Linked DNA regions of Mus musculus: regions 2 and 3 are each linked to region 1. Evidence: chromatin loops called from intact Hi-C (ENCODE). Cell type or tissue: heart. All regions are shown on one strand.

Region 1 (8,000 bases):
GGAACTTCGTTTATTATTCTCTCAAATTCCAATAAAATAGTCTTTGAGGGGAAGAAAAACCAGAAAGAAAAAAAAAAGGATTAAAAGGATATAGAGAGAGGTAGGTTTCAGGGAAGGGGCCTCACCTGCCACAGTGGATACATTGGCTAAAGGGTTGCACGGTAACACTCCTACGGAGAAGGTCACCATCACGATGCCACCGTTCTTCTTCTGCAGGAATGGTCAAAGGGACACTCAGCTTGGATCCCAGCACAATTATGTGCCTACCTATAACCCTTGTGAGAAAGCTTTGGAGCCTGAAGGAGATTTTCCCTCCCTGGCTTTGTGTCAATGAGGGAAGCTTGACCTTGATTTAGGTAACGTCTTGCCCTGGATTGGAGAGATGTAAGAATTTCATCTTCAACAATCTCCCTACCCCAGGTTCAAGAATTGAGAGGCCATGGTTTATGGTTTTGTGGGGCAGAGAATGCTCGCTCTGAGGGTTAAGGGGATGAAGGGACGGGGATTCAAGTCTTTCTTTTTCTTTTTTTTTTTTTTCTTCAGAATGCCTCACACAACAGCCAAATATACTTCTGCAAAAACAGAAGATAAGTGCCAGTTCTGTGAATTCTCTTCTTCTCGTGCGAATCCATAATCTATCACTGGTTGACAGAAAGGGGTTCAATGAGAAGATGGGGGTTCAGGTCTTAAGTTAGGTTCCAGGGCTAGGAAATCTCTCACCAGAAGCTGCAGGAGGTCATCAGGAAGATTCCGAGCATTTGGGCACACAGCCCTGGCAGCGGAGTGGGAGAAAATCACAGGGGCTTGGGATACTTCCAAGGCCCGCCTGGCTGCAGCATCCGAGACGTGGGACAGATCAACCATCATACCTAAGCGATTCATTTCTGCCACCACCTTCTGCAGGGACAGGTTAAGGAGGAGGGTGTCGGGGCTACACGTATGCACACATTTACCTTTCAGGAAAGGGGGTGTGTGTTTGTGCGGAGTTCTTACCTCACCAAAGCTGGTCAGTCCAGTGACACTGCTGTAGAATGCGTGGACACCCTTGGATGAGGTCTCTGCCCTGAAGGACAAGCATGGGGCAAACTAACTGATGGTCACACCCCTCCAAACACTACCCCTGCAATCCCACAGAGCTGGTTCACAGACCCAGGTTGGCAAAAGGAGGAATCCCAGTCTGGCTCTTATCAAAGCCCTGTGTGCGAGTCTCGGGAATCTACGAGGGCAAACCTTGGTCTTTGTCCACAAGGGCAGATTCCCGCTTTGGAGGTCTCTGTGCTTACCAGGGTGTGTTGCAGGTGTGTGTGAGCGTCAGGTAGCGCACCCCCAGCAGGTAGAAACTTCGAAGCACAGCGAGGCTGTTGTCTAGTGAATGGCCACCTTCCACACCAATGAGGCAAGCCAATTTCTGGGTGCTGTTCAGAGCTGTAGGCGTAGGTCAGGTGATTATTTTCAGGAGCTATACAGTAGCTTCATCCATTCCCCCAATACCCTGAATAAATCCACTTAACTTTAACTGAGGTCACAAGTTCCAGCTCAGAATAAGAGGCACATATTCTGCGAATGAGGTCTATCTGCTCCAGAGTGAGACGCAGGGCATCCCGGTCCTGCGTCTGGCATGGTACGTAAGCAGACCAGAACTGGAGGCAAAGCCAGGGGTTGGTTTGTATAGGAGAGCTACCTTGGCCTTACAATGGACAGACTTGTGGGTTTAAAGGCCACATGTAATGAATCTGACCCATCTAGCCACAGGCTTATATTAGGGCTTTTTTTTTTTTTTTTTTTTTAATTTCTTTGTCACTATGGTAACTGAGTTCCCATCTGACTAAATTGTCATTTCTGGGGCACCAATTTCTTCAACCTTCCTCAGCAGCTCTCTCTCTGTGTGTGTGTGTGTGTGTGTGTGTGTGTGTGTGTGTGTGTGTGTGTGTACCTGGGCTCCCACCAAGCCATCTTTAAGCCTATCCAGGCTGGTCTGGCCATGGGTGAAGTTTCTCAGGTTAGCATCTTGTAGTCCATTCTGGTAAAATTGTCTCAGGACAAGAGGCATGTCATTGTGGCTGTAGAAGAGTCAAAAAAGAGGTTAGGTCAAACAAAATTGGCTGAGTACTTCTGCCTGTGATCCTAGCAGTCAGAAGGCTAAGGCAAGAGGATCATTTAAAGTTTCAGGACAGTCTAGTCTAGGCTACTTTTTCATTACGGATGGGTGTGAGCCACCATGTGGTTGCTGGGATTTGAACTTCAGACCTTCGGAAGAGCAGTCAGGTGCTCTTACCCACTGAGCCATCTCACCAGCCCAGTCTAGGCTACTTCTAATGAGCTCTGTAATAATCTGGACACACACACACACTGTGCCCCTTTGGTTTCCAAGTCTAGCAGAACGTATTTCTGACAGCTTCTCCCATCCTTACCATCGTTACCTAGACCATACTGAGATCCCCCAAAACCTGGGCTGGGCTGGGACTCCTCACTAGAGAAGTGATAGAAAGAGGTCACCCACTGCTGATAGGAGACAGCATCTAGGGGTGGGTAGTAGGAGAGGACCTTTATTAGTACAGCAGGCTCCGAACCCTCTGCACCCCAGGTGTATGTTCAACCCCGTTTCATTCTGGCCGCCCCCAAGCCATCCTTACACACCCATCTATAAGCGGGAACTCCTGCATCAGAGCTCTTGCGCGATCTCGCAGGTCTGGGAAATTGGGGTTGCCAGGAGTGGTTGGAATGCTGGAAATGTCGGGCTTGGTGAGTGCTCTGGGGATGCTTGATGTAGTGGAAGCACCAGAGAAGCCTGGTTTTGTCTGGGTCCATATTAGAGGCTGTGAAGGCCCTAACAGCAGCAGCACCAACAGGAACACTGAAAGCCCATGGCCAAGCACCCAATGACCCTTGAGGCCCGTGAGCGACATCTTGCTCAGGGCGGAGCAAGCCGGCACGGATGAGGGTCGCGAAAGCCTGAGAAGGACAGAAGGCAGTGATATAATCCTGAGCCTCAATTTAAGCCACGCACAGACCAGGTCTGGTGAGAAGAGGTTTGAGGTCACCAGATTCCAAACAGCCGCTGTACGGGAAAGAGGTGCATGACATCCGCCAGGGGGAGCTACAGACCTACTATCCCCGTCTTGAAGTGCACTTCCGTGGCCTGCTTCTGTCTAGGTTTCTTTTGTCCAATGTCCCCCCTGTTTACTGTTCCCAAGGGACCAACCCAGGTGATTCCTAGCTGCGACTAGGGACTGTTCTCCAAGAAAGTAGACCCGTGGTGTTTCTTTCACAGTGAAAGGGCCTCTAGCTCTTTGCAGACCACATCTTGTCCCTGACTACCTGCAGCCTTCCCTGACTTCTTCAAGGGACACAAGTACCGAGACACACTGACCTCTCCACCTTATCTACCATCCTCTGAAGACTCCAGCCAGCAACTGGGAACTATTAGGAACACACACCTGCATGCCCCAGCCCTATTCAAGGTGAGGACTGGTCTCCCTCCTCAGCAGATGCTGTGCCCACCCAGGACTCTCCTATTGATCATGTGAGGTAAGAAGAGAGTAAGCACCTGAGTGCTTCAGGGAAATACTTAGTAGCACAGGAACAAAAGTCTGTCAGCTAGAGAGATGGAAGGACATGGAATACCTTCCAGGGCAGCAGAGCCCCCCATCCCAGCACCTTCCTCCTGGGGCTGCAGGCTGACCTCCTACCTCAGTGTGGAAGCCAGGGCAGATGGATAAGCCCTCAGACCTGCTACTTGTGTCCAGCGGCTCCACGCCTGGTGTCTGAGGCTCTTGAGGCCAGAGCTCTCCCAGAAACCTCAAGGACTTAGTTCCTGTCCTTACAAGCCCCACCCTGTTTCCAGCCTGAGCCCTTACCCTCTCTGCTTTCTCCAGGATCAGCCCTGGCTTCATGCATGCACACACAGAACACAGACACCACACACACACATATAACACAGACACCACACATATAACACACACACAAACACATACCATACATGTACACATTTCCCCCCCCCCATACTACACACAAACACACACACACACACACACACACACACACACACTGGCCATGTATGTTTTTGTAGAAGTCCCATCCCTTAAGGCAGTTTCAGGGTCTATGCTTATACTCCATTAAAAAAACCTTTTCTGTTCTGACCCCTGGCCCCCACTGGAGAGGATCCAGTTTTTGCAACCTTCCTCAGGAGGCATGGGGACTTGGAGATGTCAAGAAACCCTCTTTCAAAAAGGAAATGGAGTCTGGACATGATAACATTTGTCCCAGAACTTGAAAGACATAAGCAAGTGTATCTCTGTGAGTTCAAGGCTAGCCTGGTCTACATAATGAGTAGGCCAGATAGAGTTACAGAGCGAGCCCTGTCTCAAATGAATAAATATATTTTGAATTTAAGAAGGAAATGAGCAAACTCTTCGATAAGGAGGCAGAAAATTTGGACTACCCAGGACGATGTATTTGTGTTTTCGGGACTGTACATTAGTGTGCGCTGCCTGTAGTAGTGCTATGCTAAAAGTAGCCAAGTCCTTGCCTGCTATAGCTAGTAAGTAAGTCCTTGCCTGCTATAGCTAGTAAGTAAGTCCTTGCCTGCTATAGCTAGTAAGTAGGTTTCATTGGTAGGCCCACTCTAGACCGCGTATTCCTTTGGGGCTGTGCTTCACACCAAGGTGTTCTTTGCTGGCTTCAGACCTGGCTCCTTTCCCTCCCCTCCCCCACTGCCACTTTCGTGCGGGCCAAGTTGACAAAGGGGAAGAGAAACTCTCAGGTTTTCCGGTCTCCCTGTCACCATTGTGGGTTTGAGGGTAAATATCACACTTGTTTTGTTTTTTTTTTTTTTTTTTTTTTTTTTTTTTTTTTTTTTGGTTTTAGAGCTTTATTATAGAAATGCAGGAGAAAGAGAGAAGGTAGAAAGGAAGAAAAGAGAGAGAGAGAAAGAGAGAGAGAAGAGAGGAAAGAAGAGAAAGAGAAAGAGAAAAGTGAGAGGAGAGGTAAGAGGACAAAGGAATAAGAGAGTGAGGTGCGGGCCGAGCACCCCGCTTGTTCTGTTCTTAATAAGCCCCAGGAAGTTGAAGGGTATAAAGAATACGGCTTGGAGAGAGAGAGAGAGAGAGCTTAGTGCTGAAGACACTGGCTGCTCCTCCAGAGCACCCGGGTTTGATTCCCAGACAAAATATCTATACACATAAATAGAATAAAATCTTGAAGAGAGGAAGGGAGAGAGAGAGGTGATGACTTAAAAGTATCTTCTTCATTGTTCCCTATCTTTTTTGAGGCAGGGTTTCACTGAACCTGAAGCTCATCACTTCAGCGACCCTGACTGGCCAGCAAGCCCAGAGATTCCACCCTCTCCCCCCCCTCCCCCCCTCCCCAGTTCAGGGTGAGAGGCTGCTGTGCCTGACTCTTTGCCTGTGTACCAGGGATCCACACTCAGGCCCACACGCTCATACGTCCTTACCAATAGAGCTAATTCTCCCGCCACTGCAACAGATTACAACATCTATTTACTTATTTCTTTGTGTGTCTACAGGTGTGGAGGTCAGAGAACTGGAAGGGCTTGGGTCTCTGCTCTCATCATGCATGTCTCAGAGACCAAGCTCAGAATGCCAAAGCTGGCAGCAAGCACCTTCACCTGCTGAGCTGCTGAGCATTTTGTTTCTTATGGTTTTTTTTTTAATTTTTAATTTTATTTTATTTTTTTGAGACAGGGTTTTTCTGTATAGCCCTGGCTGTTCTGGAACTCACTCTGTAGACCAGGCCGGCCTCAAACTCAGAAATCCACCTGCCTCTGCCTCCTGAGTGCTGGGATTAAAGGCGTGCGCCACCACACCTGGCTAATTTTTTAATTATTTTATGTGTATGAGTTTTAGTTGCATGCTTGTGTCTACCACATGAATGCCTGGTGCTCTCAGAGGTCAGCAGAGGGAATCGGATCCCCAGAGACTGGAGTTATAGATGGTTGTGAGTCACCATGTGGGTGCTGAGAATCTAACACTGGTCTTCTTTTCTTTTTTCTTTTCTTTTCTTTTTTTTCTTTCTTTCTTTTTTTTTTTTTTTTTTTGGTTTCTCTGTGTAGCCCTGGTTGTCCTGGAATTCACTCTGTAGACCAGGCTGGCCTCAAACTCAGAAATCCGCCTGCCTCTGCCTCCCAAGTGCTGGGATTAAAGGTGTGTGCCATCACTGCCCAGCCTAATTCTGGTCTTATTGAAGAGCAACAAGTGCTACTGACCTCTGAGTCATCTCTCCAGCCCTGGCCCTATTTTGAAGCAAATCACAAGGCTGGGATCTAGTTCAGTAGTAGAGGGCTTACCTAGAGTGTGCAAAGCTTGAGCAATAGCTACAGGGATAAGAGGAAATAAAAAAGGTAAAGAACTCATAGACACACATTCCATTTATATGTAAATTTTTTTCTTAGAAAGTCAGGGCTTTTAAAAGCAAATCACTATAAAGGCATCTTTAAAAGCTCATAGTCCATTTTCTGGTGTTATTTCTTGTATGTGTGTGTCTGTATATGTGTATGCACATGTGGCTATACATGTGCTATGGGAAGAACATGGAGGTCAGAGGACACCTTGTGGGCATTAGTTCTCTTCTCTACCACGTGTGAGCTGGGGATTAAACTCAGGCTTGGTGGCAGGTGCCTTTACCTGACCTTCCTAAAAAAAAATTTTTTTTTCTTTTTTGAGACAGAGTCTCACTCTGCAGCTCAGGCTGGCATAGAAGTTACTCTACAGCACAGGCAACTCTCAAACCCATTTCATTTATCTTGCCTCAGTCTCCCAAGTGCTGAGATTACAGGTGTGTGCCACTATACCAGATTGTCCTAAACTGTCATGTTCAGATCCTCACAACCGCCCCCTTTCTATAACTATTTGGATTTCAATATGAAAATGATGTATGATGATGAACACGGTCCTGGTTTAGTTTGCAGCTCTGAAAAGAATTGATTCTTTGCAATTGACTTGTTGAAAAAAAATTATTAGTTTGGTCCTTGGCATTTTCCATGGTTTTGAGTTTACTGGTGATGTTCTATGGTGTCTGATGTGTTCCTCAGTTCCTTGTTTCTCCTATAAACTGGCTTATTGGGAAAGCTTTTATTTACTTGTTTATTTGGAAGTGTGTAAGTTTTGTATTAACCATCCTGTCCTTAACTTGTAGCTTAAACAATCCTCCTTTGTCAGCAACCTGACTAGCTAGGGCTACCTATAGGCATGAACCAATGTGGTCAGTTACAGGAAGGGGGTTTTTGTTTTGAGACCGAGTTTAACTATATATCCCTGGCTATCCTGGAGCTCACAGAGACCTATCTGCTTCTGCCTCTCAAGTACTGAAATTAAAAGTATGTGCCACTATGCCTGGACTATAAGAAGCTCTTAAAACTGTATCTCCAGGCCTTCACCTTAAAAGCTTTTGTTAAGCTGGTATGGGTGTTTAAATCTCTCATTCTCAACAGTAGGATTCCAAGGTGCGCTCAAGGATTCCCTATAGGAACACGACTCTAGAAACTTCAGAGTTTCTCTGTAAAGGAATTTACTTTAGGGGAACAGGAAGGCTTGACTTGATCTTTGGCTCAAGTCAAAGATTGTTACATAAACTCATTCTGTTGGGCAGAAGGGACCTCCCCCCAGGTCCCCAGTGCCAGAATGAGCTGAAGTTAAAGGAACATGGAGGCCTTGGGTATGGGGTTGGAGATGGGTTTGCTGGACTTGGTCCACAGTGTTCCAGCTCCAGCTAGCGCGTCGCCCCGGGGCTCTTGATTCTGTCTCCTAAGATACTAGGCAGGAATCTCCTTTATTAACTACTGCTCATTTCTTCCAGGTTTAGGAAGTCCAGCCACTCCTGGCTTGTGCTGGTGGCTGCTGGCATGATTCAGAGCAGAGCATACTCAGAGAGACAGCTCCGGTTTGGTCCCTCTGTATCTTCTCTCTGCACTTGTCTCCTCAACTCAGCTCAACTCAGAGCAGACCGCCCCTTTCTGCTTCCCAAGACGCCTCTAGAGGACCAAG
Region 2 (8,000 bases), 84 kb after region 1:
GAGATGGTTCAGCATTTTAAGAGTACTTGTTGCCCCTGAAGAGGACCCAGGTTTGGTTCCTAGCACCCACATAATGGCTTGAAACCTCTGTAACTCTAGTGTTTTTTTTTTTTTTTTTTTTTCCTGATCATTCAGTTATCACCCTAGCCCTGCCTGTTTTTAATTTTTTTTTTTTTTTTTTCTTCCAAGACAGGCTTTCTCTGTGTGGTCCTGGCTATCCTGGAACTTATTCCTTAGACCAGCTTGGGCTCAAACTCAGAGACCCACCCACCTCTGCTTTCGGAGTGCTGGGATTAAAGGTATATGCCTTTATGCCCAGCTTGGTTTTTGTTTTTGTTTTTTTTGTTTTTTGAGGCAGGGTTTCAATCTGTATGCCCTGGCTGACCTACAGCTTGTTATATAGTCCATGTGTTGAACTTGCTGTGATCCTTTTGGCTTTGCCTCCAGAGTTCTGGAATTACAGGTGTATGCCACCAAACCTGGCTGAATGCCTTATTTGAATTGTCTTTGCTTAATATGAAACGATGGGACTATATTACTTTACTTTTTGTTACTTTTTATTGCAATATGTTTGCATTCAAGTTGTAATGTAATTTTCAGCAATTTTTCTTATTTATTTATTTGTATGTATGTATGTATGTATGTATGTATGTATGTATGTATGTATGTATATATTTGTGCATGCACAAGCCCAGAAGCTAGGGGAAGATATTGGGTGGTCTATTTTACCCTTGAGACAGAATCAATCTCCCACTGTCTTTTGCCTCTGCTTCTTTAGTTCTATTGTTACAGGCTTCTGTTGCCACACCTGGTTGTTGTTTAATCTTAAATGAATGTCTGCTTGTATGTTTGTTTTTCCTTTTTTTGTTTTTGAGTCATGGTTTTCCTCTGCTGGTTAGGCTGGCTTGAAGCATACTATATCTTAAATTTGAGATCCTCTGCCTCAGCCTTGGGATAGCTGGGATTAGAGGCATGTGCCATTACGTCTGGCTTTTGACTGTTTTAAGTTTTGAAGCTTTTCTCTCAGTTGTTTGGTGATTGTTGTTACCTGCTTATCACTTAAAACGAAGCACCGAGATATATTGTTTGGTGATCACAGTGATGTTTGCTAATGCAGCCTCCTTGTAGGGGTTCTTACTAGGTTGCCTTTGAGGTCATTATCTGTAGTTCGTTTTCCTTTGGCTAATTAGAGTCCCAAGTGAAAAGTCTGCCAGTCTATTGCCTAGAGTGTAAGTGTGTATGCTGTGAGCCAAGGGAGTAGAAGAGCACTTAGGGTTTCAATATACACGTTTTAGAATGGCTTGGTTTCATCATCCTGTTTTCAGTATGGTTGCCCAGGTTCTCAGCCTTCCTTCTTTCTCCTTGTCAGAAGATTTCATTTACTGCCTAAAGAAAAAGAGTGGTAGGTGTGGAAATTCAGGAGCAGGGTTAGTTACTCATTCAAAAAGCTCTGAATCCAGCTAGTTTTTTAGTTTAGCCTTCACTTCTTTCTAATTCTGGATTTGCTTATTCTACATATGTACTATAAAGGGCATAATATAATGGTGTGTGACTTTGTGTCTATGTCTTTCACTTAGAATGTTTTCAGGCTGTAGCCTTTCTTTCCTTCCTTCCTTCCTTCCTTCCTTCCTTCCTTCCTTCCTTCCTTTTCTTTTCTAAAAAAGATTTATTTATTTATTATAAAATAACTAAGTACACTGTAGTTGTCTTCAGATACTCCAGAAGGAGGAGTCAGATCTCATTATGCTTGGTTGTGAGCCACCATGTGGTTGCTGGGACTTGAACTCAAGACCTTCGGAAGAGCAGTCAGAGCTCCTAACCGCTGAGCCATCTCTCCAGCCCCACCTTTCCTTTCTTAATGAGAGATTCTTGTTTACTGTGTTGCTTCAGCCTGCTAAGTAGGTTGATTGCAGTTGTGTAGCACCACAATAAGTTTTATTTATTCTTCCTTACTAGGTTATCCATTAATCTATTGAGAATTATCTGATTTTTTTAACCCTTTGGCCATTTCAAATAATGCTATTATAAACATATGTGTCTAAGTTTTTATATAGACATATTTTTATTCTCATGAATACATAATTGAGAAGAATTGCTTAGTCCATAGTCATTCTTTTCATTGCATTTGCTTTTTGAGATAGTAGTCCAGACTGATCTGGAACTCACCATGTAGCTCAGGCTGGCCTTGAATTTGTGCCAGTCCTCCTGCTTAGTCTATTGAGTACTTGAATTTCAGTTATGAGTCACTGTGCTTTGCTAAAGAATTGAAAGCAGGGCTGGATTGAGGAGCCAGGTGTATATAGTCAAGGGTGATCTAGAATTCTTAACCTTTTGCCTCAACTTCCCAGTGCTGGTATTATGACCTTGTGCTACTATGTCCATCTTGCTTGATTATTAATTGATTGATTAGTTGATTATTGTTGTTGCTCTTATTTTGGTTTTGAGACAGGGTCTCTTTTTACCCCCCTCTCATCTCTGTTTTTGAGACAAAGTCTTGCTCTGACAAACTCTTTCAGTAGTTCTCCTGCCTCAGCCATCCACATCCTGGGATTACTGTTGTTAGTCATGAGGCAGAGACAGGAGAATCACTGTAGTTCAACACAAGGCAGGTATACATAGAGTTGTAGGCGAGCTTTGTGTACATGGCAGTTTGCCAACCAATCACAGATACATAGTGAGACACTCCCTCCCCTATTTCTCTGTCTTTAAAAACAAAAGGTGTTGGAGGACTTCATATAGAACTTGATGTACTATGTTTGTTTGCCCAGTATTTGTAACACCTTAGGTTCAGTCCTGAAAAACACAAAACAACAAAACTGTATTACTGTGTCCCGAGCAGCAATGCGGCAGAACTTAAAGTGTTTTTTCACAGTTGCTCTTCTCTATCTTTGTGGGAACATGACCATGGACAGCACATAATTGAGTGTGGCCAAGTTCCAATAAAATTTTATTTATAGACACAGAATTTGAATCACATTATATCCATAAAATTTTCTTTTAAAAACCATTCTTAACTTGTAGGCTGTCATTTAAAAACAAAAAACCAGGTGGTAGGACAGATTGGGCTCACAGGCTGTATTCTGCCAGACCCTGGTTTACTGTTCGTAAAGACGTGAACATGCTCTCTGTATTCTCTAGATTACTGTCTGCTTTCCTAGGGCCCTCTGGTGGCTGATAGAACATTTACAAAAATTAAATTAGTCAAAATGGTTCTGGAGCATCATGAAGTCTACGGTTGAAAATCTCAATGACTGTTAAAGTGTGGTTGGAGTGAGTGCCATCGTCTCAGAGTTAGGACTTCTGGACACGTGGGGAAAAAGATGAAACTATTTTGTGTGTGTGTGTGTTCATGTCTTTGTATTACTTTAAGACATTGTGTGGGTACACTCATGCTCCCGTGCATGAGGAGGGTAGAGGAGGAGGTCAGGTGTTTCTCTGTGACTGTTCTATGGTTTTGACACAGGGCCTCTCGTTGAACCAGGAGCTCACCATTTCAGCTAGGCTGACTCACCTCCCGGGAACCCCTGAGACCTGACTGCCTCTTAGCCCTCGGTGCCAAGGTCACAGACACTTGGAGCCATGCCCACCCTCATTTATGGGTCACAGGGGTTTGAATTCAAGTTCTCATCCCAGTACAGAAAGCACTATTACCCAATGAACTGTTTCTATCAGCCTCAAGACACCATTTGTGTATTTACTTGTTTTTATCTACAGTTTGCTGGGAGGAAGTTACAAATTTCAGCATTAATCAACTGCTGGAATAACATTGATAAAATAATTACATTAGAATGAAACTATAAAGACTTTCAGCTGGGCGTGGTGGTGCACACCTTTAATCCCAGCACTCGGGCGGTAGAGGCAGGAAGATTTCTGAGTTCGAGGACAGCCAGGGCTATACAGAGAAACCCTGTCTCGAAAAACCAACCAAACAAACAAACAAACAAAAAAAAAACTTTCATAGGTGATTTTTATTCAAAACAAGATTTTTAAAGTACATTCTTAAGTAAAAATTTGTTTTTTAAAAAAATTGGATTGTATAATGATAAAGAATATAGTAGTTGCTAGTATAGTTGTTGCTGGCAGGACTTGCTTAAATATAAAAAAACAAGGGGTGGGTTTTATTTAATTTTATCCATTTTAATTTAATTTATTTTGAGACAGAGTTTTTCTTTGTAGCCAAAGCTATCCTTAAAGTCTCAATTCCACAGCACAAGCTAGAGTGCTGGGATAACAGAAGATGCATGCCACCAGGCCTAGCGAGGGAGTAAATTGAATAGTCTAAATTTGTGAAGATTAATGATCAACTATAATTTAATATCCTCAGTCAGCTATTTTTTATTTAGGTAAAGAATCTAGTGGTGTCTGGTCGCTTTTTGTTTTAATTAATTTGATGTGTTCGATGTTTTGCCTGATTATGTCTGTGTACCATATACATGTCTTGTGCCCTCGGAAGAGGACATTGGATCACTGGGACTGGAGTTTCAGACACTTGTGAGCTTCTTTATGGGTGCTGGGAGTCAAATCAAACCCAGGCCCTGGAAAGAACAGCCAGTGCTCTCTACTAATGAACCACCTCTCCAGCCCCATCTAGTGGCTTTGTAACCTGATCTGCTGTGTGCAGACGTGAATTCTTGATGATACGACTACTGAGGAAGAAGATGTCTGTGTTAATTATATACCCTTCCTAAAAGAAAAGAGAAATCTTGAATTTTACTACAAGGAAAATACCTACAGAGAGTAAATAATGTGAATAAGAGGCCAGGTCAATGTTAATGGTGGGGCAGTACAAATAACAACAAAGCATACCTCTACCAGAAATTAATAAAATCCCATCTTTAGTTGTTTGGTTTTGAGACAGAATATCATTGTGTGTCCCAGATGGGCTTCAAACTCACAGCCTGACCTGGTCTGGTTTAGAACTGTCAATCTTTCTGCCTCCTAAATTCTAGTATGAACTATCCATCATCTCCTCCCAGCCCAAAGGTGTCTCTGTCTCGCCTGTCTCTCCCTCATTTCCACCTTCCTCCCTCCCCACTCTTGTATTTTTGAGATATGGTTACTCTGTGTAGCCCTGTCTGTAGTCTTGGCTGTACTCACTCTGTAGACAAGGCTGGTCTCAAGCTCATAGAGATTCACCTGCCCCTACCTCCTGAGTGCTGGGATTATAGGTATGCACCAACATCACCTGGCTCCCAAGGCGCTTTTCAAAGGCTCTGCTTCACTCAGTCTTAAACTGCAATTGTCAAATACAGTACAATTTCTATCCTTAAAAAAAAATCCTTAGGGCTGGAGAGATGAGTCTGTGTTGAAAGCACCTGCTGTTCTTGCAGAGGGTCTAGGTTCTGTTCCTAGCATCCACAAAGTGACTTACAGCCTTCTGTAACTCCAGTTCTAGGGGACGTTATGCCACCTTCTGGCTTCCAAGGGAACTGCACACATGTGGTGTGTTAATATAAATGCAGGCAGACACACACAAAATTAAAATAATAAAATCTCTAAAGACTTTAATTAAATTCAGGTTTTAGGGGGGGGATGTGGGTGTGTGTGCACATGCTACTATGTGTGTGGGGTGGTATAGGGTGTGTGTGTGAGTGTGCACATGCCATTGTGGGGTGGAGGTGCACATGCTACTGTTGGGGGGGGTGTAGGGTGTGCACATGCCACTGTGTGTGTGTGGGGGGGGTGTAGGGTGTGTATGTGAGTGTGCACATGCCACTGTGCTCAGATAGGAGTCATACAACAGTGTGCAGGAGTTGGCTCTCTCCTATCATGTGGGTCCCAGAGGTTGAACTCAGACCTTTTGGTTGGCTGTAAGGACCTTTATTCACTAAGCTATCTTGCTAGTCCAATTATCTTATAGTTCTAAGATGGTTTTAATTTTTGTGTGTATGCAAGAGAGTACACAGAAATATACCTTCTATAAAAAACATTCATTATTCTCAGATTATAATTTTTGGAAATGTAGAAGTAAAGAAAAAGAAGGTCGCATAATTACATATTTCCTTATGTAACATATATTCATATCTGCAAAAAATGAATAAATGTATTTTTAAAAAGTCAACCTTTGTTGTTGTTGAGCTATGGTTTGACCAAATAGTGAAAGCTGGCTTAAAACTCACTATGTAGGCATTGAACTCTTAGTAATCCTTCTGCCTGCGTGTTGTTAACATTTAACAGACAAGAATCACTGTGCCCAGCTCTTTTGTGAAGCTAATGACATGCATTTTGATGTCCAAATGTTTTTCCTCAGGATTGTTTCTACTGTTTCATCTAATAATTTATACACTTGAATTTTCTAATTTCTTCTTTTATTGACCTTTTTGGTTGTGATTTTTTTCTTTTCTTTTTTTTTCATAGATCTTGAACCAGATGATTGTGCATCCATTTACATCTTTAATGTAGATCCACCTCCATCTACTTTAAACTCATCCCTTGGCTTACCACATCATGGACTGCTGCAGTCTCACTCTTCTGTTTTGTCACCATCATTTCAGCTCCAAGGTTACAAAAATTATGAAGGAACTGGTGATATTTCTGAATCTAAATATAGTCCATTAGGTGGTCCTAAACCCTTTGAGTGCCCAAGTATTCAAATCACATCCATTTCTCCTAACTGTCATCAAGGAACAGATGCTCATGAAGATGACCTACATATAAATGACCCAGAAAGGGAATATTTGGAAAGGCCTTCTAGAGATCATCTCTATCTTCCACTTGAGCCATCCTACCGGGAATCTTCCCTCAGTCCTAGTCCTGCCAGCAGCATTTCTTCTAGGAGCTGGTTCTCAGATGCATCTTCTTGTGAATCTCTCTCCCACATTTATGATGATGTGGACTCAGAGTTGAATGAAGCTGCTGCACGATTCACTCTTGGTTCACCTCTGACTTCTCCAGGTGGCTCTCCAGGAGGTTGCCCTGGAGAAGAGTCCTGGCATCAACAGTATGGATCTGGACACTCCTTGTCACCTAGGCAATCTCCTTGCCACTCTCCTAGATCTAGTATCACTGATGAGAATTGGCTGAGCCCCAGACCAGCCTCAGGACCCTCATCAAGGCCCACTTCTCCCTGTGGTAAACGACGGCACTCCAGTGCTGAAGTATGTTATGCTGGTTCCCTTTCACCCCATCACTCGCCTGTTCCATCCCCTGGTCACTCTCCTAGAGGAAGTGTAACAGAAGATACCTGGCTCACTGCTCCTGTCCACACTGGATCAGGCCTCAGCCCTGCACCGTTTCCATTTCAGTACTGTGTAGAGACTGACATCCCTTTGAAAACAAGGAAGACTTCTGAAGATCAAGCTGCCATACTACCAGGAAAATTAGAGATCTGTTCAGATGATCAAGGGAACTTATCCCCTTCCCGGGAGACATCAGTAGATGATGGCCTTGGATCTCAGTATCCTTTAAAGAAAGATTCATCTGGTGACCAATTTCTTTCAGTTCCTTCACCCTTTACCTGGAGCAAACCAAAGCCTGGCCACACCCCTATATTTCGGTGAGTTGGTAGAAATGGCTGCTGATCACTTTTTCATGCTTCCAGGTCATTTGCATTGTATAACTACATTATCTGACCTCTTTTCCTCTCCCTTCCTTTCTCCCTTTCATTTCTTTTCTAGTCTCTCCTTCCTTCTCTCTCCCCTCTCTTCCTTGTTTTTCATTTTTTTAAAAATAAATTCTATTGGTCAAATAACTTAGAAGTACTTTTTTATTTTTCTTTAAGTCTTTAAAAGTGTTTTTAAATTGACTAAAGTTACGTTTTAAAAGTAAATAGATAGGGGCTGGAGAGATGGCTCAGCAATTAAGAGCACTGACTGCTCTTCCAGAGGTCCCGAGTTCAATTCCCAGCAACCACATGGTGGCTTACAACCATCTCTAATGCGATCTGATGCCCTCTTCTGATGTGTCTAAAGACAGCGACAGTGTACTCATATACATAAAATCAATAAATAAATCTTAAAAACAAAACAAAAAGACGCTAAAAAAATAAAATAAAAGTAAAT
Region 3 (8,000 bases), 130 kb after region 1:
GAAAGCTGTGCTGAATTGTTTCCTGTTGTTGCTGGTGGAGATCAGAAGAGGGTTTCAGACTCCTTCAACTTAGAGTTTACAGATGTTCCTCTGCAAGAGTAACAACTGCTCTTTACTGCAGAAGCTGTCTCTCTAGCCCCATATTAACCTTTTTTTTTCTTTTTTCTTTTTCTTTTCTTTTTTTTTTGAGACAGAATCTCATGCAGCTTAGATTAGAGATTCTGTAGTTTTCTTATGATTTGTTTTGTGTTGTAGCTCTGTAAATGGATCCAAAGGCTTTGTGTATGCTAGGCAATTATCTACCACAGAGTCATACTCCCAGTCCTCTTAGAGCCTCTGTCTGATTTTGATACTGGATAATGCCTTGCAAAGAGTTAGGAGTTATTCTGTTCTCTTTGATTTTTTTTTTTTAAAGTAGGGAAGGTGAGTGAAAATCACTCTTATTTTTTAAGATTTATTTTTTAATTATGTGTGGGTGAGTGTGTGAGTGGGTATTTGTACTTGAGTGTGTACAGGTGCCTTTGGAGCCTAGAAGAGGGTATTAGGTCTCTGGAGGTAGAGTTTCAAGCCTGATAAGATTCTGAGATTCAAATTTGTGTCTTCCATAAGAGCAATACACGCTTATGCCTGCTGTTTGTTTATTTGGAAGACTGCTGCTTTCCACAGAGCACAATCTTGAAGTATGACCAACTTAGCCCCATCCCAAAAGGCCTCAGTGTCTGCTGGCCTCTTTGCTTATTCCTACACTTATTTCTAATGTATATGTTGATTTATCCAAAGTCACACATTTCACCTACACCTTAAAGTCTGTTTTGGAGGTTTACTTTTTAAACAAGCACTCTCAGAAAGTATGATTTTAATTGATCTCTTAAAAAGAAAAAAGAACTTGGGGCAGTAAAAAAAATTACATGACAGAGTTTTTTAGTTTGTTTTGTTTTTAACTCCCTTGTGAGAGTACATTACTACAAATTGGCTCAGCTTATGTTTGCTTAAGATAGGAGTATTAATGTTTAAGGATGCTGCATACAGATTCTGTCCTTCAAAAGATTTTTTTGTTTTTCAAGACAGGGTTTCTCTGTGTAGCCATGGCTGTCCTGGAACTCACTCTGTAGACCAGGCTGGCCTTGAACTCAAGTGCTGCCTCTGCCTCCCAAGTGCTGGGATTAAAGGCATGCGCCACCACTGCCCAGCAAAAGTTGAACTCTTACGTTTGAAGTTGTACAATAAAGACCCAGAAGAGTTCTTACAGGTCAGAGGAACTTCTTTTCTTATCTACTGTGATAATTTAAAACTGAATTTACCTTCTTAAAGCCAATAAAAACATTACCTTTTTAATTCAAAATCATCTATTATGCCTGGCAAATATTATGGTGGCACACACCTTTAATCCTAGCACTCAGAGGCAAGAGGCAGGTGGATCTCCAAATTCCAGGACAGTCAAGGCTTTACAGAGAAAGCCTGTCTGGAAAAAAGAACAACAACAACAAAAAAATCATCCATTACCTAAACTATCTGGATTCCAGTATTAAACTATCTAATAAAATGTGGGAAGTCAAGGAGAATTTAATTCCTCTTACTCAGGAAGCAAAATAGAAAACAATACTGGGCAGTGTAGTAGATTAAGTACAACCTCTGGTTTGTTCCATTCAGTAGTGATGTTGTCTTCTTTGACACAGACCAGTTTATATCTGACTTGGAACACCAGCCATCAGGTTCAACAGAGAAATGGCCCAATCACAGTGAGTTCTCATGTCCAGTTCCTTTCTGGAGAATCTAGAGGGTGAGTGTTGATTAAAATGTATCATTGTTCTTGTACACTAGTCTGGTATTTGCATGCCATGGCTGGATTTGCATGTGCTACAAAGGAGGGGTATGCACAGGCATCCTCATGGTAGGCCCGGCCCCTTCATTGTCTTTGTAGGTACACTTTCACTTTTATACTTAGGCTCTTACACCTGATCTGCAAATTTTAGTTCTAGTTTTTTTGTTTGTTTCTGTTTTGTTTTGACAGGGTTTCTCCCTGCCCTGGTGTTCTAGAACTATTCTCTGTACACCAAGCTGACCTAGAACTCAGAAATCCACCTGCCTCTTCCACCCGAATGTTGGGGTTAGAGGCATGCACCACTACCACCCAGCTCAAGAGCTTAGTCTAGTTTTATTGAGAGGCGAATGTTTAAATAAATTTGTTAGAACCAAGGAGACTTCTCGGTATATATAAAACTTATTTATGGCTTGGGTACTTTGTAAGTTTGTTTGCTGGGCTGATGAAATAATTCAGTGGGTAAAGTACTTACTTCTGGCCTAGCCTGAGTTTAACCCCTAGAACTCATCTGGAAGAAGAAAACTGGCTTCCTCGAGTTGTTCACTAACCTCCATGAACTCAACTGTGGCATGAGCTGTGAGTGAGCACGCACATACACACACATGCACACACACACTGAATACAATTTTTTAAAAATAAAGTTTAGTAGCTGGAGTACTAAGTCTATATAGTTCGGATCAAGTACTCCTAAGTTAGATACAAGACTGTATGAAATAGAAGTAGAGCAGAAAATTGTGTCCAGTATTTAGAGATAATCTAGAGTATTCATCCTTGATCGCCCTTTAGACCCACATTTGTACTCCTGTAGTTCATCTGTGGCTCTACTTGGAAGAACACCAAAGCCATAGTAACAGCATAGGTTCTGTGAAATAGGACCAAAGCCTTTGGCCTCACCCTCAATGCTGTCTACAGTCTTCCCTCACTATTGGATCAGCTCCTTTTTCAGATTCTTTTAGAGTCACTTAGAGTATGTGGGTGAGCATGGTGGTAGTGCCATCCTCCTAGCTACCTGCTGAGGAGCTCAAGTTCAAGAAGTGTCTCAGAGTTGAGTTTTGTTTGTTGTCGTCTCCTCCGCTCTTTCTTCTAGGATCATCTCCCTGTGTAGCCCTGGCTGGCCTTGAACTTGCAATTTAGATTAGATCAAACTGTCCTTGATCTGCTTCTGCCTCTGCCTCCATCTCCTAATACTAAGATTAAAGGCATATGCCACTAAATTCCACCCAAAAAGGAAAATGATTACAGTGCTTGTCTGGCACGTAGAGAAGTCCTGGGTTCAATTCTCAGTGCTGGAGCGAGGGGAAGCATGTGATAGAAATTAAAAATACATAGCCAGGCTGTGGTGGCCCACGCCTGTAATCCCAGCACTTGGGAGGCAGAGCCAGGCAGATTTCTGAGTTCGAGGCCAGCCTGGTCTACAAAGTGAGTTCCAGGATAGCCAGAGCTATACAGAGAAACCCTGTCTCGGAAAACCAAAAAAAAAAAAAAAAAAAAAAAAAGAAGAGAAAAAAAGAGAAAGGAACTAGAAATATGTGGATTCCAGTTACCAAAATGCCATTTGATTTTAAGATTGTTCTTTTTTATGCATATGGGTATTTTGCGTGCATGTATTTCTATGTACCACGTGTTTGCCATGTGTGCCCTTGAAGGCCAAAAAAGTGCGCTCCTTCTTCTGGAACTAGAGTTATAGCCCATGTCAGTTGCTATTAACTTTCACTAGAAAAGGCCTTAGGTGGCATGATTAATACTCAGGATTTTAAGATTTTTTATAAAATCCTGTTTTTGGATCTTGCTGTATGTACATCATGTGTGTATGGTATCTTTAGAAAATAAAAGAGAGCATTGGACCCCCTGGAATTGGAGTTACAGATGACTTTGCACTACCACGTGGGTACTGAAAATGGAATCTATCACCTTTGCAAAAACAGTCTTCACTCCTGTGCCATCTCTCCAGCCCAGTATTATAGGAGTTTGAGATCTCTTGATTACCAGACAAAACCTTAGAACCCTGGATTTCTGACTTCTTTAAAAGCTAGGACTACTCTGCTATCACATAATTCCTGTCTAACTGTGATAGAAACAGAAGTGTTTATTCCACTCATATAACAGTTCATCATCAAAAGCAGTTAGAGCCAGCAAGAACTGAAGCAGGGACAGAACCTGGAGGCAGGAGCTGATGCAGAGGCCATGGAGCAGTGCTGCTTGCTGCTTTGTTCCCTGGGGCTTTCTCAGCCTGTTCTCTATAGAATCCAGTACCACCAGCCCAGAGGTGACTCTACCCATGATTGACTGGGCCCTTCAATCACTAATTATGAAAATGCCCTACATGTTTGCCTGCACCCTGATTTTTGGAAGCATTTTCTCAATTGACAAAATATACTCATCTCTCAAATAATTCTAGCTTGTGTCAAGTTAACAGAAAATTAGCACAGTATGGAAAACTACAGAATTTTAGCTAGAAAACTTTAAATAATTTAGTGTTGGGAGTGGTTGGTGTGTATCTTTAACTCCAGCCAGCACTTGGCAGGCAAAGTTACATTAGTAGATCTCTGTGAGTTAAAGGTGTGCTTGGTCTCTACAGTGAGTTCTAGTTCTAGTGTTTAACCGTTCCGTGTTCTTCCCATATGTAGATCACCAATTTGTCAATAATGATGTTCATCACTAGTTATATTGGCTTAAAAAAAAGTATGTGTGTATAGCTAGTATATATAGTGCTCAGAGGTTAAGAGCACTTGCTCTTTCAGAGAACCTGGGTTTGGTTCTCAGCCCCACAACCTGCACTCCAGCTCCTGGGAGTCTCACACCCTTTTCTGACTTGTTCATGCATTGTTTGCACACATGTACTAAACAGACAGATGCAAGAAAACACAGATGATAGTAACTTTAAAAGGATGTGAAGCTGTGAAATGAAAGAATCAGATATAGAGGGGTGTGGTCTAATGTTTGATTTGTTATAGAGGGTGGGGTCTAATGTTTGATTTGTTAGATGTGAAGGGGTGGGGTCTAATGATTGATTTGTTAGATATGGAGGGGGTGGGGTCTAATGTTTGATTTGTTTGTTTGTTGCTTGAGATGCTGACTTATCCAGGCAGAGGCTGTTGGGTCTCTGTGAGGTCAAGGTCAGGTTCCTTGATATATAGCAAGTTCCAGGACAGCCAGAGCTACATAGACCCTAAAAATAATATAAAGATAAGTAAACCTACATATTCTGTGTTGCCATTATGGTATTGAGCTTAGTGTCTGTTTTAAGATGTGTTCTCACCTTGTAAATGCCTGGTCTGGTACTGGAATGTACACCAAACTGGCCTTGCATTTAGAGATTCACCTGCCTTTACCTTCTGAGTGTCAGGATTAAAGGCGTGGGAATAATACTTGGTCTTTATTTCTGTTAATAGTGTATCAAACTAGCATAATAGGGATCCCAAATTATAATGAATTAATTAGAATAGGATTCTCTTTTTAATTTTTTTAAAATTAGATATCTTCTTTATTTACATTTCACATGTTATCCTCCCCTTTCCTGGTTTCTCCTCCAAAAACCCTCTGTTTACCAACCCACCCACTCCCACTTCAGAATAGGGTTCTCTTGTATCTCCTACTCGTTCAGTTAAGATTCTTTTTTCCTTTTCCTTTTTTTTTTTTTTTTTTTTTGAGACAGTGTAGTCTTGGCTGTCCTGGAACTCACTCTGTAGACCAGGCTGGGCTCAAACTCAGAAATCCGCCTGCCTCTGCCTTCAAAGTGCTGAGATTAAAGGCATGTGCTACCACTGCCCAGCCTCCTTTTGATTTCTTGTTTTTCTTTCTCCCAAGTTTTATCAAAGCAGTTACCACTTTGATGACTAAATCTTAGTCCACTGAGAGGAGTGGAGGAAAGGGCAAAGAGTAAAGCCAGAGGGTGATGAGCAAGGTATATTCTCCCTTTTTGTCATAGTACAGTGGAGAGATCTTCACCAGCTACACGGGCAGCTGAGAAGCACTCTGAAACTGGATTGCCAAGTGACTAGCTAAATAAACTTCAGTTACCAATGAAGACTGCATGATGCTGCATGTGGTGGTGCATGCCTTTAATCCCACACTTGAGAAGCAGAGGAGAGGGGGCTGGTGAGATGGCTCAGTGAGCAAGAACACTGACTGCTCTCCCGAAGGTCCTGAATTCAACTCCTAGCAATCACATGGCGGCTCACAACCACCTGTAATGGAATCTGATGCCCTCTTCTGGTGCATCTGAAGACTACTACAGTGTACTTATTTAAATAATAAGTAAATCTTTGGGCCAGAGTGAACAGGGTTGACCAAAGCAAGCAGAAGTCCTAAATTCAATTCCCAACAACCATATGATGGCTCACAAGTATCTGTACAGCTACACCGTGTACTCAGACACATAAAATAAATAAATCTTTTTTTAAAAAGAGAAGCAGAGGAGGTAGTTTTTTGTGAGTTGGAGACCAGCCTGTGAGTTCTAAGGTAACTAGGGCTATGTAGAAAGACTTTGTCTCAATTAACCAAGCCAAAAAATATTGAGACAGCAAAAAAATTCCGATACCTGCTAAATATTTTAGAATTTATTTCTGTCTTTAGCTTGAGAAGGCACATTGATCGGGCTTTAATAAGTTAACAAAAAATATTTTTGATACATTCTAATGGTAGCTCAATCTATCCTTGACCTTCTGATCCTCCCACGTCCAGCCTAAATATTTCTCCCATAGTCTCTCCCTCCCATCTGCCAATCCAGTTACATACAGGATGTCTCTAGTATGTAACTCTGGTTGTACTAGAACTCACTAAAGTTCACAAAAGATCCACCTGTCTCTTTCTCTGCTGGGATTAAATAAGAGTCCAAATAGGACCCAAAATCCATTACAAAGATGAAAGAAAGGCCCTTTGAATCAGTCCTTATCACCACCCTGGGCAAAAAAGGGAAGGAAAAATTATTTTGACAGAAGGTAGAGGCAAGAGTGTCTCTGTAAATTTGAGCCTAGCTTGGTCTACATAGCTAACTCCAAGAAAGCAAGGAATATGTAGAGACCCTGTCTCAAAAAACAAACCAAGCCAGGTGGTGGTGGCCCACGCCTTTAATCCCAATACCCCAGAGGCAGAGGCAAGCAGATCTTTGGGAGTTCCAGGATAGCCAGAGCTGTTACACAGAAACTGGGGAAAAACATACCCAAAAGCCTCTTGAGTTTTTGTATATTTGTAAGTATTTCAAAGATATACCCTGGTCACCTTGTTCGTCCTCATCTGATTTTGAGGGGTTTTGTTTGTTTGTTAATTTGTTTTTTCACCATACCAGTTATTGTGAAATACAACTTTAGATTCTTTTGCATGGGAAGTATCCTTAAAGGGAGGCCTATGACTATATAACACCCTGTTCTGCTGTGGAGGACATTTCAGAGCACTGCTAATTTGACCATTTCCTAAGGAACATTTTGTTGTCATTACTGTTTTGTTTTGGCAGCTGCAGATACTGCTGGTGTTTTTTACTTGTGTTGTGCTGGCACAGACAAATTCAGGTGTTGGGAGTTAAGAGTTGTGAGCTGCTAAACTGGGCCAGATGCTATGACCTACATAATCTGTTGGTACTGGTAGTAAAGACTGTTGACTTTTTGGGCTTTTAGTTCATTTCATTCTTTGAAGGGAAGAAAATGGCTAGACATAGTATCACACACCTTTCAGGAAGAGGCTGGTAGATATCTGAATTCAAGGCCAGCCTGGTCTACAAAGTGAAACCCCGTCTCAATAAATTTAATACAAGGAGCTGGGCATGGTTGTACACACCTTTAGCTCTAGCATTCAAGAGTCAGGAGGATCTCTGAGTTCAGGCCAGCTTAGAGAGAGTTCTAAGACATGGAGGGATGCATAGAGAACCTGTCTCAAAATACCAAAAACAAAGAAGAAAATGGTACAGTAGGGAACTAAATATCTCTTTTACCATCTGAAAATGGCAGAAACATGTAAAGCATCGTATATAATTGATGAACTATGATACAAATAAGTGAATGAACACATACATTCAAATGAAGTGAAAATTGAAGTTGCTTCTGGATATGATGGCACCTGCTTGTAATCCCAGGAGGGAGGGAGAGAAGGGGTAAAGAGAAGAGACGAGGGAGAGAGAGTTTTGAATACATATGTATAGGCAGAGAGAGAGAGAGAGAGAGAGAGAGAGAGAGAGAGAGAGAGA

The links. Hi-C counts contacts between places; a loop is a spot of excess contacts. Peaks named below come from ENCODE experiments on the same cell type or tissue, not always from the same donor. Only the 100,000 strongest peaks of a DNase experiment are listed, where the experiment ranks them.
Region 2: it touches region 1 in a loop (6-fold over the local background); 5 of 42 quality-filtered maps call a loop at or near these places.
Region 3: it touches region 1 in a loop (7-fold over the local background); 9 of 42 quality-filtered maps call a loop at or near these places.

The regions. Positions count from the first base shown.
Region 1 is chr8:105,987,959-105,995,958 of GRCm38, forward strand. It overlaps Dpep2 (dipeptidase 2), which reads right to left and starts at 3,815. Exons shown (of 11, transcript NM_001301204.1): 1 at 3,690-3,815; 2 at 2,638-2,952; 3 at 1,934-2,060; 4 at 1,511-1,640; 5 at 1,284-1,425; 6 at 994-1,063; 7 at 721-897; 8 at 126-210. The coding sequence starts at 2,906. LOC115485637 (a small nucleolar RNA gene) reads right to left here and starts at 673; the gene lies at 543-673. In heart, a CTCF peak has its summit at 3,087 (motif pointing right); a DNase peak (open chromatin) is centred at 3,093; H3K4me3 peaks cover 888 bases; H3K27ac peaks cover 1,086 bases; H3K27me3 peaks cover 1,086 bases.
Region 2 is chr8:106,072,247-106,080,246 of GRCm38, forward strand. It overlaps Nfatc3 (nuclear factor of activated T cells, cytoplasmic, calcineurin dependent 3), which reads left to right. Exons shown (of 10, transcript NM_010901.3): 2 at 6,358-7,495. Among named protein-coding and RNA genes, the nearest start is that of Nfatc3, 17 kb to the left of the region's middle. In heart, CTCF peaks have their summits at 3,164 (motif pointing left), 4,594 (motif pointing left) and 5,392 (motif pointing left); no DNase peak of the experiment used is centred here.
Region 3 is chr8:106,117,646-106,125,645 of GRCm38, forward strand. All of the region lies in intron 9 of Nfatc3 (nuclear factor of activated T cells, cytoplasmic, calcineurin dependent 3), which reads left to right. Among named protein-coding and RNA genes, the nearest start is that of 1810019D21Rik, 14 kb to the right of the region's middle. In heart, no CTCF peak of the experiment used is centred here; no DNase peak of the experiment used is centred here.